Regions from separate parts of the Homo sapiens genome. Here regions 1 and 2 are each linked to region 3. A link is an interaction called in ENCODE POLR2A ChIA-PET data of the cell type or tissue named here. Cell type or tissue: OCI-LY7. All regions are shown on one strand.

The links. Peaks named below come from ENCODE experiments on the same cell type or tissue, not always from the same donor. Only the 100,000 strongest peaks of a DNase experiment are listed, where the experiment ranks them.
Region 1: POLR2A ChIA-PET joins it to region 3 with 7 read pairs; 2 of 35 experiments call an interaction of 5 or more read pairs at or near these places.
Region 2: POLR2A ChIA-PET joins it to region 3 with 5 read pairs; 2 of 35 experiments call an interaction of 5 or more read pairs at or near these places.

The regions. Positions count from the first base shown.
Region 1 is chr13:33,682,027-33,684,526 of GRCh38, reverse strand. All of the region lies in intron 1 of LOC107984551 (a long non-coding RNA gene), which reads right to left. Among named protein-coding and RNA genes, the nearest start is that of RFC3, 130 kb to the left of the region's middle. In OCI-LY7, no CTCF peak of the experiment used is centred here; no DNase peak of the experiment used is centred here.
Region 2 is chr13:35,025,830-35,028,329 of GRCh38, reverse strand. All of the region lies in intron 1 of NBEA (neurobeachin), which reads right to left. Among named protein-coding and RNA genes, the nearest start is that of NBEA, 85 kb to the right of the region's middle. In OCI-LY7, no CTCF peak of the experiment used is centred here; no DNase peak of the experiment used is centred here.
Region 3 is chr13:33,991,710-33,994,209 of GRCh38, reverse strand. LOC105370156 (a long non-coding RNA gene) reads left to right here. Exons shown (of 4, transcript XR_007063753.1): 3 at 1,822-2,026. Among named protein-coding and RNA genes, the nearest start is that of RFC3, 170 kb to the right of the region's middle. In OCI-LY7, no CTCF peak of the experiment used is centred here; a DNase peak (open chromatin) is centred at 1,269; H3K4me3 peaks cover 1,724 bases; H3K27ac peaks cover 1,509 bases.

The DNA.
Region 1 (2,500 bases), 310 kb after region 3:
AAGAGATTCACCATAAATTTTTTCTAAATAGCAAGTTTCTTTAATAAAGTATGATTTTTTTTTTTTTTTTTTTTTTTTTTGAGACAGAGTCTTGCTCTGTCGCCCAGGCTGGAGTGCAGCAGCATGATCTCGGCTCACTGCAAGCTCCACCTCCCAGGTTCACGCCATTCTCCTGCCTTATTCTCCCAAGTAGCTGGGACTACAGGTGCCTGTCACCATGCCCGGTAATTTTTATATTTTTTAGTAGAGACAGGGTTTCACCGTGTTAGCCAGGATGGTCTCCATCTCCTGACCTCACGATCCGCCCGCCTCAGCCTCCCAAAGTGCTGGGATTACAGGCATGAGCCACCGCGCCCAGCTGATTTTTTTTTAAAGACAAGGTCTCACTCTGTCACCCAGGCTGGAGTGCAGCTGTGTGATCTTGGCTCACTGTAGCCTCCACCTCATTGGCTCAAGCAATCCTCCTGCCTCAGCCCCCCAAGTAGCTAGGAGTATAGGTGTGCACCACCAAGCCTGGCTGATTTTTTGTATTTTCAGTAGAGACAGGGATTCACCATGTTGCCCAGGCTGGTCTCGAACTCCTGAGCTCAAACAATCTGCCCTCCTTGGCTTCCCAAAGTGCTAGGATTACAGGCGTCGGCCACCATGCCCAGTACTGATTTGATTTTTTTAAAAACAAAAGCAATCTATATGAAATCTTCCAAGAAAACAGTAAATTCACGAAGAACAGTATTCCAACATTTTCTCTTGAATCCATTGTTTAAAAACATTAAGATAATTTATTTTTAGAGTAGTTTTAAGTTTCCAAAACCGTGGAGCAGAAAGCGCAGTTCCATATACCCACCTCCCTCACCTTCTCCCCTCCCCACCCCAGGTTTTCCATTAACATCTTGCACTGCTGCGCTACGTTTGTCACAACTGATGAACCAGTGCCAAAACATTATTACTAACAAAAGTCCATAGTTTGCAATAAGGTTGTTCTTTGAGCTGTGCACTCTCTGGGTTTTGACACAGGCATAATGACATGCATCCACTATCACAGTGTCACACAGAATAGTTCCACCTCCCTAAAAATCTCTGTGCGTCACCTATTCACCCCTCCCTCTCTCCCACTGAACCCCTGGCAACCATTAATATTTTTTACTGTAGCTACAGTTTTGCCTTTTCTAGAATGTCATATAGATGGAATCATATTTATTGTAGCCTTTTCAGACTTGCTTCTTTCACTCAGCAATATGCATTGAAGTTTCCTCCACATCTTTTCATAGCTTGACAGCTCATTTTGTGTCCAGAATTGGTGGGCTCTTGGTCTCGCTGACTTCAAGAGCGAAGCCGTGGCCCCTCCCTGTGAGTGTTACAGTACTTAAAGGCGGCAGGTCCGGAGTTTTATTCCTTCAGATGTTCAGATGTGTCCAGAGTTTCTTTCTTCTGGTGGGTCCGTGGTTTCGCTGACTTCAGGAGTAAAACTGCAGACCTTCGCGGTGAGTGTTACAGCTCATAAAGGCAGCATGGACCCAACGACGGAGCAACAGCAAGATTTACCAGGAAGCAAAAGAACAAACCTTCCACAACGCGGAAGGGTACTCAAGTGGCCCACCAGTGCTGGCTGGGGCAGCCTCCGTTTATTCCCTTATCTGACCCCACCCACATCCTGCTGATTGGTCCATTTTACAGAGTGCTGATTGATCCACTTTACAGAGAGCTGATTGGCCCATTTTACAGAGAGTTGATTGGTCCATTTTGACAGGGTGCTGATTGGTGTGTTTACAAACCTTGAGCTAGACACAGAGTGCTGATTGGTGCATTTACAATCCTTTAGCTAGACACAAAAGTTCTCCAAGTCTCCACTAGAGTACCTAGACACATAGCACTGATTGGTGCCTTTACAAACCTTGAGCTAGACACAGAGTGCTGATTAGTGCCTTTACAATCCTTTAGCTAGACACAAAAGTTCTCCAAGTCCTTACCTGACTCAGGAGCCCAGCTGGCTTGCCTAGTGGATCCCACACCGGGGCCTCGTCTGGCACCGCATGCCCGCACTCCTCAGCCCGTAGGTGGTCAATGGGAACTGGGCTCCCCGGAGCAGGGGGCGTGTCCATTGGGGAGGCTCGGGCCTTGCCGGAGCCCACGGGGGAAGATGTGGGAAGGGGGGGCTCGGGCATGGCGGGCTGCACGTCCCCATCCCTGCCTGGGGGGAGGCGGCTGAGGCCCTGCCAGAATTCGAGTGCAATGTGGCGAGCTGGCAGTGCTGGGGGACCTGGTGTACCCTCCGCAGCTGCTGGCCCAGGTGCTAAGCCCTTCACTGCCTGGTGCGGCACCAGCGGGCGCTCTGAGTTCCGGGCGCGGAGCCCGTGCCCACCCGGAACTCACACTGGACTGCGATCGCTGGCGCAGCCCCAGTTCCCGCCCGTGCCTCTCCCTCCACACCTCCCGGCAAGCAGAGGGAGCCGGCTGCGGCCTCCGCCAGCCCAGAGAGGGGCCCCCACAGTGCAGTGGCGGG
Region 2 (2,500 bases), 1.0 Mb before region 3:
TCAAAGACCTAAATAAATATAGAAACATACTATGTTCATGGAATATTCAACATAATAAAGATATCAACTCTCCTCAAATTAACATATAAGTTTAATGCATTTTCTATAAATCCCGGAAATATTTTTAGTAGATGTAAACAAGATAATTCTGAACTTTATATGAAAGGCAAAGGAATTACAATACCTTAAATTTTTTCTTGAACAAACAAAAATAAAGTGGGAGGAATCACTCTCTAATTTTAAGACTTGCTATAATAATTCAAGACCCTGTAGCACTGGTGAGTTGATAGACACATAGATCATGAAGCATAAGCGAGAACCCAGAAACAGCCCTAAATGATTATCAACAAGTTATTCTCAAAAAAGATACAAAAGCAATTAAATGGAGGATGAACAACCTTTTTAGCAAACAATGTCAGAGCAACTGGTTATCAACAGGCCAAAAAACATGAACCTCCACCTATAAGATATTTCATATCTTTTATAAAAATTAACTCATAATTAATCATAGTTTAAATGTAAAATATAAAACTTTTAGAAGATAACATAGCAGAAAATATTCAGGACCTAGAGCCTGGCTAAAAGTTTTTAGACATGACCCCAAAAGCAGGATCCATTCAAGATAACATTAATAAATTGGACTTCATAAAAATAAAAACTTTTGCTCTGAGAAAGATCATGTTAAAAAGTTGAAAATATAAGCTACAGACTGGAAGAAAGTATTTGTAAACCACATATCTGATAAAGGACTCATCTAGAATGTAACAGAAATCAACAGTAAAGAAGCTGGCCATTGAATCAGAAAATGGGCAGAAAACATGAACACGCATTTGATCAAAGAGGATCTATGGATGGCACAAAGAGTTATCCCTGCATATATATCAGAACAGTTAAAACAGAAAACAGTAGTAACAGCAAGTGCTGGTGTGGATGCAAAAAAAAAAAAGTGGATCTGTCATAAATTGCTTGTAAGGATATAAAATGGTACAATCACTCTGAAAATAGTTTGGCAGTATATTACAAAACTAAACATACAGTTAGCATATTATCAAGTAATTTCACTACTGGGAATTTATCCTAGGGAAACGGAAACATAGCTACAACAAAACCTGTACATAATTGTTAATAGCAGCTTTATTTGTAATAGCCATAAAGTAGAAACAACTAGATGCCCTCCCAAAAAGTACATGGCTAAATGAACTGTGGAAAGTCCATACCATGGAATACTACTCAGCAATAAAAAGGAACCAACTGTCAATACACACAACAACCTGGATAAATATCACAGACATTATGTTGAGTGAAGAAAAGCAGTCTCCAAAGATCACATAAAATACGATTCTATTTATGGAACATTCTCTAAATGACAACATAATAAAGACAGAAAAGAGAGTAGTAGTTACCAAGAGTTAGGGTTATGAGGGTAAGAGGATGGGTGTGACTATATTTGTAGTAATAGAATACTTCTCTATCTTGGCATTTTAGGTAGGTAACTGTCAAAATATCAGCTAACCACCAAAGTAGCAGATATACTGAGTTTAATATAATATATTATTAATGTTAATTTTATGTGTTTCTTTTGATTTTTAAATGTGGCTACTAGAAAATTTAAAACTATGTCTGGCTCATTTTATATTTCTATTGGTAGTGCTGCTTTAGAAGCTAACAATCTAGCTGGCCAATTGAAAGAATATATAAAACAATTATGGAACAATCATTTGCTAAAATGTATTAACCAACAGTTCAGAAACAAAAGAGGATAGTACAATAGCAGTCCAATAAAATACATCTTCATGAAAAGATGAGATTTGCAATGGGTATGGATAACTATGAAAGATATTGCCATGCATTTGAAAACAGAAAGTGCCCCATACTAGAGAAAAAACTGAGATATAAAACATAAAGAGCAGTGAACACACTAGCTAAACAAAGCAGGGAACAGTCAGCAAACAGAAAGCAGAGAAATACAGTGAGATTACAAGGAGGCTCTATATTAGTCTGTTCTCACACTGCTATGAAGAAATACCTGAGACTGGGCAATTTATAAAGAAAAGAGGTTTAATTGACTCACAGTTCCACATGGCTGGGGAGGCCTCAGGAAACTTACACTTATGGCAGAAGGCATCTCTTCACAGGGCAGCAGGAGACAGAATGAGGGCAAGCAGGGGAAATGCCAGATGCTTATGAAACCATCAGATCTCATAAGACTCACTCACTATCATGAGAACAGCATGGAGGAAACTGTCCCCATGATTCAATTATCTCCACCTGGTCCTGTCCTTGACATGTGGAGATTATTACAATTCAAGGTGAGACTTGGGTTGGGACACAGAGCCAAATTATATCAGACTTCAAGAAAAAAAAAATCAAAATGCAAAAGAATTTGTTCACTTAGAATAGGAATAAGGAGCTAATTAAAATTTTTTCCAAACAACTCAGCATGTCAGTAGTATGTAAAACAGATTAAAACAGAAAAGAACCTCTCACTGATCATTAGAAT
Region 3 (2,500 bases):
CATGGTGTCCAGTCCAACTCTCTATTCCATTCAACTACTTTCTTTTGTGTACGATCCACTGGTGGGCACTCAGAGGAGAAGAGGGCTTCCTTTTCCCTCTTCTTTGCATCTCTCTAAATTCAGCCTGTTCAAAATCTAGCTGCAATTGTGGTCTCTGATTCTTTGCCTTGAAACTGCAATAAGCCTAATCTCTGTATAATTCATGTGGCTTTTGTGTAATTAGCCACGTTTTCACGTTGACATATTATCTCCTCTTTCAGTTGATTCAGTTGATTCTATATGTACCTTTATCAAGGCTAACATAGCACCTGTCACAGGTAAATGTCCACAAAATATTTAACTTATTTATGAATAATCTTTTCTTGTGAATTCATGCCTATTGTCCTATCCAAGAACAGACTATACAGATGAACTTGTAAGTGACCCTTGGCTTTGACCAGTAATGTTGGTTTGTTGTTTTAACTAATATTAGAATTAAAATCGCTCACCTATTGCACAATGGCCTGTGTTTGCTGCTACCTGTCCACCTTTCTTGCTTCTCTTCTCCATTCCTGTTGCCCTGCCTTCCCTACCTCCCACCATCACCATATAGACAGTACATCTCCAGATCCTGAACTAACATAGTTCTCTGATCACACCTCTTTTTTCCCATCTTCCTTAATCTGTCTTTAAGGCAATTTCCCTTAACTGTTGATTTATTTAATTTCGTGGGGCCTATGAATTGACCCTCCAAGCTCTGGTTATTTATTTCTTCTGCTATACTTTCCTTAAGTAGAAAACAAGTAAACCTCTGATTTTTGTTTGTTTGTTTACAAAGCAACTAAAATTTTGCTAGCTACTAAAATTTAGTAGCAACTTTTCAGTAGACAAAACAGTCTATAGACTGTTGGGTATGTCTATAGACAATCTCTGTAGACTGGCTAGCTGCTGAATGCAACGCTAGGTAAATATTGACCAGGTTGGATTGCATAGGGTTAACATAAGCAGTGGTTCTTTTGCAAAGAAAGACAGGGAAATTGGAACACTAAACTTTAGCAGTTGCCAAATGAAGGGCCTCAGGAATCTGAAATGCCCTCTCCCTGACTCTGTCAAGAGGCTCATACTGTTACAAGCACCAAAAAATAAAAATTTCTGTCAAATGTGACGTTTGATCTTGTAGACTAGCTTGTGCCTGACCTGCAGTGGTCAGTGGAGCATGACATTGTAAATGGAGGACAGCAAGAGAGACTGTGTACCCAAAACCTGAAGCAAAGCCTGTGTTTGGAAAATACAGGATGGAAAAAATATATCACCATGGCAACAAATTACTTTTATATTCACATAAAGCAAAAATAGATCTCTCTCTCTCTCTCTCTCTCTCTCTCTGTTTCTCTTTCTTCCTCTTTGAGAAGCACATATTTTAACGTGCATGGAAGATTAAAGGTGATATGCAGAAACAGCTGCACGAATATATTTTCATTTTTCTTTAGTTTATACTAATGTTGGTATCAATCTGAAAGACAGAATTTTGATCTGAAAGTATCTCAGTTTCAGAGAGCAGGAGCAGCTTAGAGGAGAAATGTATAATTTAGTCAAAAGCTCTATTTTGTCTTAATATAATGATGGCAGAATTGAGCTTATCAAAACAAAATGTTCCTGGCATCAGTCACCAGGAAAAATAATATTCCTTCATGTATTTTTTCTTTCTATTTGAAAAGCCCCAAAATGTTTTGCCCCTCCTTTTAGCTAACAAAGAAGAATTCTTCAGCTTAAATTACATGAAGGTAAATGATATTTTCAGGAGTTATTAGATCAGGTTCTTCTTTTTCTTTAAATTCCCAGGACTTGTTGCACAGCATGGTGACTGCTATGGAACATTGGTATGGAGTTTCAGGAGAAATAAGGGTGATAGGATCCAGCTCCCCCCAGCAGAGTTCTTGGATGTCAAGTCCTGATAAATCCCCGCCGCCTCCTGGGTCCAAGCTCGGGTACCACTAACTTGTCCCAAGAGAGTGGGGAGTGAGACCTGTAAGTCAACTAATATAAGGTAGATGTTTTTGATGATACATTTTATCACATTTTATTTCTCTTAAAACATTATTTTCAACACTTAACAATAATCCTTATTTCCTTTGTGAAATCTAAGGAAGATATCTCATAAGTTTCTTCCCAAAGCCAGCAAACTATTTGATCAACCCTGTGAAACTGTCACTTCTTGTAAAACAAAAATGGCCCAATATTAGCAGTTGCATAAGGTTTTAACTTAGTAGGTATCATATCCACTATAATGGTCATGGGACTACCCCCCAAATCACTGAAGTTATTGATGATTCACTTCAAATTCATCACCATCTACTTTTTGCTTTCATAAATGAGAGGTGAAAAGCCTTCACGTTTAGCGATCAGTTGTGTTTCTACCCATCTTACTAGGTACAGCCAAATCTAAACTCATTATCACCACTCACAACCTAGCAAGCTTACTTCTCCTGGAATGTCTGTTTCAGCAATTGGCACTCTTACA